Linked DNA regions of Homo sapiens: region 1 is linked to region 2. The links are chromatin loops, found by intact Hi-C in ENCODE. Cell type or tissue: PC-9. All regions are shown on one strand. Each heading gives the region's core, and the rest is flanking DNA. Links, peaks and the distances in the headings are about the cores only. Region 1 overlaps ARHGEF16 (Rho guanine nucleotide exchange factor 16). Region 2 overlaps MEGF6 (multiple EGF like domains 6).

The links. Peaks named below come from ENCODE experiments on the same cell type or tissue, not always from the same donor. Only the 100,000 strongest peaks of a DNase experiment are listed, where the experiment ranks them.
Region 1: a loop joins it to region 2, with 4 times the contacts of the local background. A loop is called at or near these places in 1 of 110 quality-filtered maps.

The regions. Positions count from the first base shown.
Region 1 is chr1:3,457,417-3,462,708 of GRCh38, forward strand. All of the region lies in intron 1 of ARHGEF16 (Rho guanine nucleotide exchange factor 16), which reads left to right. Among named protein-coding and RNA genes, the nearest start is that of ARHGEF16, 5.4 kb to the left of the region's middle. RefSeq lists enhancers at 1-596, 1,116-1,285. In PC-9, for the core only: no CTCF peak of the experiment used is centred there; a DNase peak (open chromatin) is centred at 2,835.
Region 2 is chr1:3,540,461-3,545,820 of GRCh38, forward strand. All of the region lies in intron 4 of MEGF6 (multiple EGF like domains 6), which reads right to left. Among named protein-coding and RNA genes, the nearest start is that of MIR551A, 18 kb to the right of the region's middle. RefSeq lists enhancers at 2,619-3,270, 3,271-3,924. In PC-9, for the core only: no CTCF peak of the experiment used is centred there; DNase peaks (open chromatin) are centred at 1,261, 1,731, 2,741 and 3,031; H3K4me3 peaks cover 2,906 bases; H3K27ac peaks cover 4,264 bases.

The sequences.
Region 1 (5,292 bases), core at 1-5,000, 83 kb before region 2:
GGGGCAGCAAACTTGGGGCAATTGGGTCCTGGTGGCCGTGACAGCAGCTGTGCCCAGAGCCCAAGGCGCTGGCTGGGAGATTGTACTGCTATGGGGATGCTGGAGGCACGGGGCTGGCGCCCACTAGACTCACTAGAAGCCCATCTCTCCGGAAGGATAAGGGGGCAGGAGGGCGGGGCTACAGAGCGGCCCACCCAACCAACACTGGGTCCGAGATCCAGCAGATCAGCCAAGGCCAAGTACGGACAGGAACGGACAGGCTGGGCAGGGGGCCCTGAGACTGGCCAGCGACCACAGATTCCACCTGCTTGGACCGGCCAGGCGGGGGCCCCTGAGACTGCCCAGAGACCATGGATTCCGCCTGCTCGCCTCTGCTGCACGCCTCCTCCTGGCAAGTCCCTCATGCCCCATAACTATATGTGTTGGGGATACCAGGTGGGGTATTTAGTGGTAAAGAGAAAAGAGAGAGTTCTGGGCCCCAGGGCTCAGCCATGGGAGGTCCTTTCCAGCCCACCCTGAGGAGAAGCAGCAGGAAGTCGCCCAAAAAGTGGCACAGATGGGCCCAGAACCTCTATGGGGCTGCCCTGGCCCAGCCTCTGCTCATTTTGAGCCAAGTCCCCTTGCAAGTTGGTTCTTGGCACGGAACACCAGGGCCTCTCTGGGAAGACACAGAATCAAGGTACTAGGAGACCAGGGCAGAGCACGTGCCGAGGCAGGCATTTGCTCTTCAGTGTGGAATCTGAGCCCGACTGTGGGGACACGAACAGGAAACTGTCCCTGCCCCGCAAGGGCTCACAGACATGGGGAGACAGGACAGCCAGCCAGCCAGCCTGCGGCTCCCTCTGCCCTGTGCATGCCCTGTGCTAAGCCCCCACTCAGCAAGTCAGGGCTGCCTTTGCTGGGGAGCAGATCTGCCACTGGCCCACGTGGCTGCTGCAGGAAATCTGACCTCTCTCTGTGGCACTGCAGCCGGGACAGCATGGCCAGCTGCTGAAAGGAGTCTGCCCTCTCAGCCCCTCCCCTTCACTGGCTCCACCAGGAGCCGACCAGCATCTCAGTGAGGAAATGGAAAGAGGCCACTGTAGAAACCAGCCGGCCTGCAGGACAGGCTTCAGGATATGGACCTGGCATGGGGCTGGGGGTCCCATTGGGCCCTCCCGGTCAGACACCTGTGCTCAGGGTGTGTGCACTTGGACCTCCCGCCATCATAAGGCCTGTCTCCTCAATAGAAGCAGAAACAATCAACCACCAGCAGCAGATGTTTGAGGAAAGCCCTGTGCCTGAGAGACAGAGGCCAGCAGAGGCGGAGACAGGAGGAAGTATGTGGCAGGGGCGCAGCTCCAGCAGCCAGCGACAGAAAGAAAGAAACTCGCTCCAAAGAAAATGTAATCCTTCCTCTCTAAGACAATAGAAGATGTTACACCCATAAAGCAAGAGCAGGATGCCAGGAATGAAGAGCAGAGGGCTCTTTGAGGATAATGAAAATGATAAGACCAGGGGCCAATAAGAAGTCCAAGTAGAGAAAACCTCACACAGAGAACAAAGTAGGGGAGGAAAGGTAAGGAATTAGGAGAAAACACCAGAGCTTAATACTCATTAGTGGGTATTCCAAAAAGAGAAAACAGAGTGGAAGAAATAATATGAAAATCTGCGCAGCCCTAGACAAGAGTGACCGCCTGGCAGGGTTCCACCCAGTGCCTGGCTCAGTGGACTAACATGGACCCTACGGGGGCACATCAGCACGACAATCAGAGCTCCCAGGCTGGCTCAGTGAACGAACACGGACCCTACCGAGGCACATCAGCAAGACAGCCAGAGCTCCCAGGCTCCAGCAGGTGCGCCAGACCCTCAGTGGGGCCAGGGAGAACCACACACCGGTTGTGATCCGAGAAAGAGATCGGGACATTGGGGCCCTTCCCCAGCAACTCTGACAACAAGGGAAGGGCGCTGCCCGACTCTGGGAGAAAACCATCTACAGTGGGAATGCTCATCTCCTCACCAGTCAGGGGAGAGGAAGAAACAAGACATTTTCAGGCAGTCCAAAAGATGGCTCCCATGTGGCTTCCTGGGACAGTGCCTGGGGATGTCCTTCAGGGCAATGAGGGCCGGGAGCAGGTGAGAGGGGCCCCGGAAGCAGCAGAGGAGGTCCTGGGATCCGCCCAGGGTGAGGCCCAGAGCACTGGGCCCTCTGGAGAGGGAGGACGGGGGGTGTCTGGGAAAAACACTGAGCTGGCCTGCCAGACATATAGAATATATTCTCAAGAAGCACATGGCAGAGACGCCAGAACACTCAGGGAAAAATTAACTGGGGAAACCAGGCTGGTCAAATGAGAGAAAATCATTAACAGGACGTGGACAAGGCCCTGCCCTGGGGCTCAGCGCCTTCTGCCGGCACAGGCATCGTGTGATGGGGCCAGCCGTGATGGAGTCCTCGTCCAACAGGCAGGGAGGGGGTAGGAATGCCCATAGGTGGGGGTCACTGAGAGCAGGCTGTGCCTTTTTCTGGGAAAAGCTGAGGAGCCCAGAGCAGTGGCCTCCGGGGATCAGGGCAGTGTGGAAGAGGGGACGCTGGGTTTTCATGCTAAGTCTTTGGTGCTCGTTGACTTTTGAAACGGTGTCTGTGTCTTCATAGTTCTTTAGAAAAACTGAAAAACAGAAGGCAACGGGTGCCTGCCAGGGCCACAGCTCCCGAGAGCCGGCTCCTGGGGGGCTCTGGACTGCCCACACCCCTCAGGCTCTCTGTTAGGCCTGTGGGTGCGGCTGCCTCGCTGGGAGCGGAGGTCACACCCAGCAATGGCTCAGGCTCTGGCTCGCCTGACAGGTTCCCGTTTGGGCGCCTTCTGGCAGTGGAGCAGACTTTGATCTCTCCTGGGACAGCTGCTGCCAGCCAGGGCCAGGACACCGTCTCAGAGGACGTGGTCAGGGACAGTCAGGCCTGGGCAGTCTGGCCCCATTAGGAAGGAGGAAGGCCTCTATGAGAGTCAGAAGGTTGAGACAGTGCAGGCTGGGGTCTCTGTATTTGGGGGCTGTGGGGTCTTGGGGACATTTGTTTGGTGGGAGATGGGGCACAGTGATGTTGTGGGCATGTCAACCCACATCAAATGCCCCCCAGGTAAAGTCATCACATTTAGAATAAAAGGACCGCAGGGCCGTAGACCGCCTACGCTGGCCACCCACTGGAGTGTGCTCTGCTTGGCGTGTAGACAGAAGCCTAAAAGAAATGGATTTCTCGGCCGGGCCTGGGTAAAACGCAGACACCCTACTGTGAGCGGGTGATCCTGGGATGGTGCAGACCAGCGTCACTCTGGTCAGTGTCATGGACACCAGCCCCGGGGGAGGCCTGTTGTGTCTGCCGCTGTCCTTGACCAGTGATTTGGAATGTCCTGAGGAATGTACCCTCCCGGCCAGCGTGGGGGCCGTCCCTCCCTGGGGCCTGGGAGGCTCAGCCGCACGTGCCTTCCTGGGATGGTTTTAGCAGAGAATTTGTGTCCTGGGAGAGTTTGGTGGCTCCCGGGGCTGAGCAGGGACAGAGGGGTGTCCCAGGTGCCCTGTGGACACTCCAAAGGTGCTAATCCAGGTCAGTTGTGTGGCTGACTGTAGGCAACCTCCCTGCAGGAAGTGACTTTGGGCGAGTGACTCAGCCTTGTTTTCCCATCAGAAAAATCAGTTTCCACCCGCAAGAGACTCCGGTCATTTTCATGTGTGTGACGTTCTGGGTGTATAGGAGGCATACTGAGTGGTGGTGGTTATTGTTTTTATCTTTATTTTTTAAAAGGGAAAGAATGAAAGCAGCGAGTTTTCTCCATGTCGTTACCTTTTGAACCTACGAAGCTCCCTGAGCATAGGGAGCATGAGCTTGTCTGTGATTCGGCAAGGCCTTGGTCACTGCGGCGCAGACGCAGGCCTCACACCGGCCAGGCCTGTTACACGCTTTGCACGCTTTACACTTCCCACCGTACCTTCAGGAGGTGGGCCTTGCTCTTATCATGCCCATTTTGCAGATTTTGAAACTGAGGCACGGAGAGGCAGCGTCACTTGCTCATTGACCACATGCCTGGGTCAGGGCTGCTCCCTGACACGTGTGGGGAGCCCCTGAGCAGCAGAGGGGAAAGCTGGGAGGCCTGAGAGACCAGACCCTCGGAATCCATTGCTCAGTGGCCTGAGGGTTGCAAGTGCCCAGGGGGGTTGCAAGCAGCCCGGGGCGTGAAAGCTCACTGTGGGCCTGACCGCTGTGGCCGAGCAATGCGCCGTCACTCAGGAGGTGATGTGTAGCCACAACAGCCCCGCAAAGTGCCTGGAAACAGACCTCTGGGCCCGGCTCCTGGAGGCCGTGTCGGCTGGGGGCTCTGCACATCTCGGTCACACGGGGTCCAGGCCATTGAGGCTCTGCCTGGCCACGCGTGCCTATAGTCATGGCAGCCAGGGAAGACGCAGAGGCAGGTCGAGAGCTGGCTCTCCACATTCCTACCTGGCAGGCACGTATGTCCCAAAGCCAGTCTCAGGACTGTGCCATTCCCAAGGGGCAGAAGGGCAGCCCTGCCTCGGGTCTGGAAGGAGGAAAGTGAGAAATGGGAAGCAGTAGTGTCAGGGGCAGGGTGCCAGCCCCGGACCATGAAGGGAACAGTGGGGTAGAGATGGGCTCGGGGGCACGCGCTGCCAGGAGGGGCGGGCAGGAGTGTGGCGGGGGCGGGGCAGCCCACGGGGTGTGGGGATCGGGCTACAGAGATGTCTACAGGGCAGCTCCCGCTCTCTGCTGGGGGGTGTACGTGGGACTGTGGGCTGCCACCCCTGCCACCACCACACCTGCCCAGTGGCCAGGTGTCATACTGGACTCTCGGGCTGGTGACTGGTGGGGCTCCTGAGACCAGAATTGTCAGCTTTATGCCCAGTTCAGAAACGTGGAAAAATGCAAGCGTGTTGCCTGGTGTGTGGAAAGGTTCCATGGACAGTCCGCGACAGTCATATCACTGTGTGGCTAAGAGAGGGGAATCACACAGGCCTGGGCTCGGGCCGGGAGCATGTGGGCAAATGCACCTGCCCTCCCCCCAACCCAGCAGAGCCTGGCTCAGGTGCCTGGAAGACCCCAATGAGGCAGAGGCTGTGGTCACTGCCGCTGTGGCTGATGCCGGCCTCAGGAAGCCCCCCAGTGCAACGCCATGACCCTTGCGTTCACCACGAGGAAGTGGTTCCAGGAGGCTGCATGGCTGCCAGGTGTGAGCCAGGATTCCAGGCCAGGTCTTCAGGGCTCCAGGGCCATGCACCTGAGCTGCCCCACCTGCCTCCAGGCTCAGG
Region 2 (5,360 bases), core at 84-5,083:
GTTCAGGCCTGGGCTCCAGGGCCCATGGGCGAGGGATGCTGAGGCCTCACCACACCTCCATCTCTTTCCCTGCGAGGGCAGCCTTCCCCACAGCTGTGTTTGCTTGTTCACTCCTGCTGCTCCTACAGGACGCCTTAGTCTGGGTAATTTACAAACCCCTGGATGTATGTCTTACAGCTCCAGAGGCTGGGAAGTCCAAGATCCAGGCACGGCAGACCAGCCCTCTGGATCCTCCAGGGCAGCTTCTCAGGGCAGCTTCACAGGGCAGAAAGGGAACCACTCCCTCCGATCTTTTCTGGGGCAGTCATCCCATTCCCCACGGCAGAGCCTTCCTGGCCTCCTCACTGCCTACGAGGCCCCACCTCTTCACACCATCACACTGGGGAGTCCACTCGAACGCAGGAATTTTGCAGGGACACCGACATTCAGGTCGCGGCACCAGATGTTTGTGGAATACCCACTAAGGGCTGGGCGCTTCTGGCATGGGGACTGGGAATGAGTAAGAAGCCTCTTCCACATCCAGAGAAGCCACCAGCTAGAAAGGGGAGATGGCATCCTGGGGCCAAACAGTCAGCAGCCCAGGTGTCAGGGCGGGGTGGGGCCAGGCGCAGGCTGGGGCCCTGGACTTCAAAGGGCTCTGGGCACCTGTCCCCTCTGCCACCCTCCAGCTCTGACTCCGCAAATGCTCCTGCGCCCTCTGGGCCTCTTGCTCCATTCTCTAAATCCCCCATGGCACTGCCCCGTGGGGGGCCTCAGCACTGAGCGTCACAGAGCGGGGCTGCCGCCCAGGCTTGGCATGGAGTGTGGGTCGCACAGGGCTTGCGGAGGCTTTCGGCCACCATGACCACTCTTCCGGTTCAGCAAGAGCACATCGTCCCAGGAAGCAACAAAGTCCTGGAAGCATTAAAGCCTCCCCAGGAGACTCCCGTGGAAATGCCGTTCTCCTGGGTGGAGGCCCTGCCATGGGTGGGACAAAGTGTTGCTCCCACAGGAAGGTCAGAGAAAAAGCTCCAGCACCAAGGGGCTCATGGAGTGCAGGCGGACATGCGGGCACCTGGCCTGGGTGCCAGGACCAGGGTCCAAATCAGGCCCCCTTGCCCACTCGTTTCTCCCGTGCCTGGGCTCCGCGGGAGAGGCACAGCTGGCCCGAGGGGGGCAGCCGGTCAGCGCCCAGGCTTCCTAGCCCGCAGCCCTCGGTCACTTCCCACATGCCTTCCTCTCCCTGGGGACAGTGGGAACCTGGCAGTGCCCTCAGGCAGCAGGCAAGGGTGTGAAAGGCCGAGCCCACAGTGGCAGCAGAGAGTGGGCGGGGATGGGTGGGAAGGGCAGAGCGACAGACTCCCGGGCACAGGGGCTCCCTGGGGGCACCGTGGGGGGAGTCTCTGGTGGTCCCTGCTACCCTGAGCTCACCCCCTTACAGCAGGTCCCTTTGCTCTTGAGAAGGGTGGCATCCCACAGAGCCCACCCGCGTCCCACAGACACTCCGATGAAAACCCAGCTCCACCCTGGAAGCCCCCGCGGCCAAGTAGCAGCTGAGAGCCGGGTCCGGCACCGAGAAGGAAGAGCTGCCACTTCCACCAGAGAAGGCGCCTGCTTCCGCCCAGACCCGGCCTGGCCGCCTCCCCCAACCCCCGGCTGCCCCGTTTCCCGTGATCCGTCCTTATCTCCTGGAAGGAGGGGTCAGCCGGGGTGGGAGCAGCACAGTGTCGGGGCTGAATCCAGCCCCAGTGTGGGAAGGCAGCCCTCGGGCCTGGATGGGTGGGGTCCACCCGGCCCTGGAGGCCAAAGGCAGCACTGCTTCCTCCTTCTGAACAGCACAGAACACCTCTCCCCATTACATTGTCACTGTGGTCTTCCAGCCAAACCATGGGCTTAATGCGAGGGTTGGACCCATTTTATAGGTGGGAATGTTCACAGGACTGAACTCCAACCCGGCTGGCAGTGGAGGGAGGAAGCTGGGCTTGCATGGACACCTGCCAGGGGTCCCCAGGCCTGGATGTAGGGTCCTGGCCGCCCCCCACTCAGCCTGATGTGGGATCCTGGTCCCCGAGGACCATGGTCAAGAGGAGGCAGAGGAAGGCAGGTGGAGAGAGTGGGGAGCCCAGGCCGAGGGGAAGATGGGCCACACGAGTGGGGCAGCTCTCCTCTCTGTCCGGGGTTTCTCTGCAGCCCGGGCCGTGGGCCCCGAGCATTTTCCCCAAAACCTCTAGATTGCTGTAAGGGCTGAGAGCAGGACTTGCCGCATCTTACAGAGAGAGACTGGAGTTCAGAGTGGCAGAGCTACTCGCCCAAGACCACGCAATAAGGAGCTAAGGGAAGTTCAAACCTGGCCCTCGCTGACACCAACGGCTGGTTCTGTGGTGGCATCCTCAAAGTGGCTTCCCTGGAAGGCCTGGGCCATCCTGGAGGTGAGCTCGGGGCCAGGCAGCCCGGGCAGGAGCTCTACAGAGGAGCCTGAATTCCTCCCCAGGGCCTGCCAGCTCTGGCACGCACAGGCCTGAGCCCACCTGCCCAGGGGCCTGGGAGGAGGGTGGGCACATGTCAGAGGCCGTGCCCTGCCCAGGAAATGGCAGAAGCAGTGGCAGGCACCCAGCCTCCCCTGGGAGATGAGCCCACTCCGGACTGCCCAGCCCAGCAGAGCAGAGCTCAGCTCCTGCCCCAGGCCAGTCTCCCAGAACATGACAAACACACTGGCCTGGAGACGCTCCCAGGGCCGGGGCACCCTGAGGCCAGTCTCCTGTGCCAGCACTCACTCAGAGCTTGATGGGGCCGAGTCATCACTGCAAGCAGGTTCCGGGCCCACCCCATCAACTTGGCACACACTGCCCTGCCAGGGGTCCCCAGGCCCTGCGGGTGACCAAGCAACGCGGCCCTTCCCTGCTCTGAGCAGCCCGAACCCTGCGTTCGTGCTCACTCTCGGCTGCCGGCACCCCCTGAGCCATGCGCTCACTCACTCGCTCGGCAAGACTACATTTTTGGGGGAGGCTGGGCTGGCAGAGGGACAGAGAAAACACAGCAGGCTCCTGGCCTTTGGCAGGGCCCCCTCGGCCACACGGTGACTCGGAGCCCTAGCCATCCCAAACACGCAGAGCTGGGGGTGAGAACCCCCGGGCGGGAGGCGGGGCGAGGCCAGGGACGGGGCAGGAGAGGAAGCGTCGGCACTGCTGGGAGGCAGAGTCTGTGGCCCGGTCCCTGGCCGAGATGCCGTCTAGCCTCCTGGCTGGCCCCGGGTCATCCGGTCCACGCCTCTGCCTCTGGCCAGCTCTGCCAGATGGCAAAGACCTTTTCTGTCCATAGGGACCCCTGGCAGAGAGATTCCAACACCTCCTGAAGGGATACGGGTCGAGGCCCGGGCCTAATGTGTTTGCCGTCACCATGCTGGGCTCTGCAGTGTCTGTCATGGAGTTGACATTCCAGAGGCACACCACCTGCCGTGCCTGGACGCCCAGCCCGCGTCAGCCCTGGAGGGGCATAAACACGGCCGGCAGCCCCAGAGCACGAATCAGGAGACCCCCGGCTCTGGCCATGGGCAGTGGGAAGCCCATTCACCACCCGGAGCCGCTCTATCGCGGGAGAGCCTCTGCGCGCCGCACCACTCGCTGACACAGGAGGCGGGAGTGTGGTCAGTCTGTCTTCCGGGGCCTGACACACACCTGCCAGGGACCCCATTACAGGGCCCACCACCACCCCAGGCTGAGAGAGACACGGAAGGTCCAAGCATCAGGCTAACCCTCTCCCCCCAGCGTCGCAGCGGCATCAGGCTAACCCTCTCCCCCCAGCATCGCAGCGGCATCAGGCTAACCCTCTCCCCTCAGCATCACAGCAGCCAGCCTGACCAGGCTCTGGAGCCCACAGACCTGAACAGGGGCTCCTGGGGCTGCAGGGCGGCACCTGTCCCCTCTGCCCCCAGCACCGTCTGCACCCTGTAACAGGTGCTCTCAACCCCGGAGCACAGCCTTTGTGCAGGGGCCCTCGGGGGCCTCTCCGTTGGCTTCCCTGGGCTGGCCTGGGTCAGTGGAGCTCCTCCTAGGAGGGACCCCCACGCAGCATCCTGGGTCACCTCAAGAGCCTGCCCTCATGCAGGGGCTGCTGGAACAGGCCCCGACACCAGCAGACGCTGGCCAGCCTGGGGAGTGCTCCACACACCGCAGCCCTGGAGCATCGGGAACCTGCCAGGCAGCCCCCAGCAGGGTCTTGGGCCTCTCACTCTGCTCTGCCTGGTGTTCCCAGCCACAGGCACTGAGACCACACCATGCCCCACCAAGGCCCGGCACCAGCCCTGGCCTGGTAGACCCAGGGCTTCCCACACACCATCGAGTGGGGTTTCAGACCCCACGCAGCAACTGGGGAGACAAGCGGGCTTGGGCCGGGGAACAGCGGGGCAGAGGAGCCCATCTGGAGCTGGGGGCAGGGTGGCCGAGGGGGCAGGTGGCACTCAGGGCTGGGTCCAGGCTGACCTCGGGAGGATGACTCGGGTCACCGGACAGTGACCCGCCCTTTGCTCCCTACCCCAGCTGGGTGAGCACCCCCACTTTAAAGGGGGGCATATACAAGGATCTTGGGGGAGAAGGAAGCTGCCTGTGTCCCATGGCTTGGCGGCGGGGCCAGCCCTCTCCCTAGGACACACAGGCCCCCACCCCATCAGTTACAACAGGGGAGTTTCAGGGGCCGGGGAAGGTGCCTGTGTCCGCTGCGGGTCTTCGTGCTGCCTCCGCAGGGACTCCTAGCCCCAGGGACACCAGCCCGAGAGGGGTGCACTTCTTCCCCAGGGTTGAGGTGAAATCGGTTCAGCACAGGCCCCCCAGAATGCCAGAGACCAGGTAGGGGGGTCTGGTCTTCACCCTGACACCTCAGTCCCTGCCAGTGAGCAGCCCTGGGTGGGGGCTGAGTGGACCCTTCTGAGGGACTGCACAGGCAGCCGCAGGGGGGAAAATGTAAGCTGTCCCGCGCCTCCTGCGTCCCACCTGGGACAGGCTCCTCGGTGGGTCGGAACCTCCAGCTCCAACGTGTGGAGGTGGCCAAGTCCTGGGGCCATCCCATACCTGGAGTGGACAAGGGTGGGGGCCCTGCAGGAGAGAAGGCATAGCAGCTGGGCCCCTCCTCATCACGGGTCTGGGAGGGGGTTCTCCTCCCCTCATCCTGCCCAACTCCACCTGCACCTGGCTCATCCTGGAGCCTCTGGGGCTTTCCGCCACCCCAGTGGAGCCCCTTTCACAGAAACCAAGGCAAGAGCCAGAATGGAGCGGGGGTCCGGGAGCTGGCGGGGACTGTGCCACAGGTGGAGCCATCCTCCCTCCTCACTGAGCCGGGGCTCCCAAGCCTCCCAGGCTCCGCGGGTCACAGAAGCTTCTCCCCTCCCC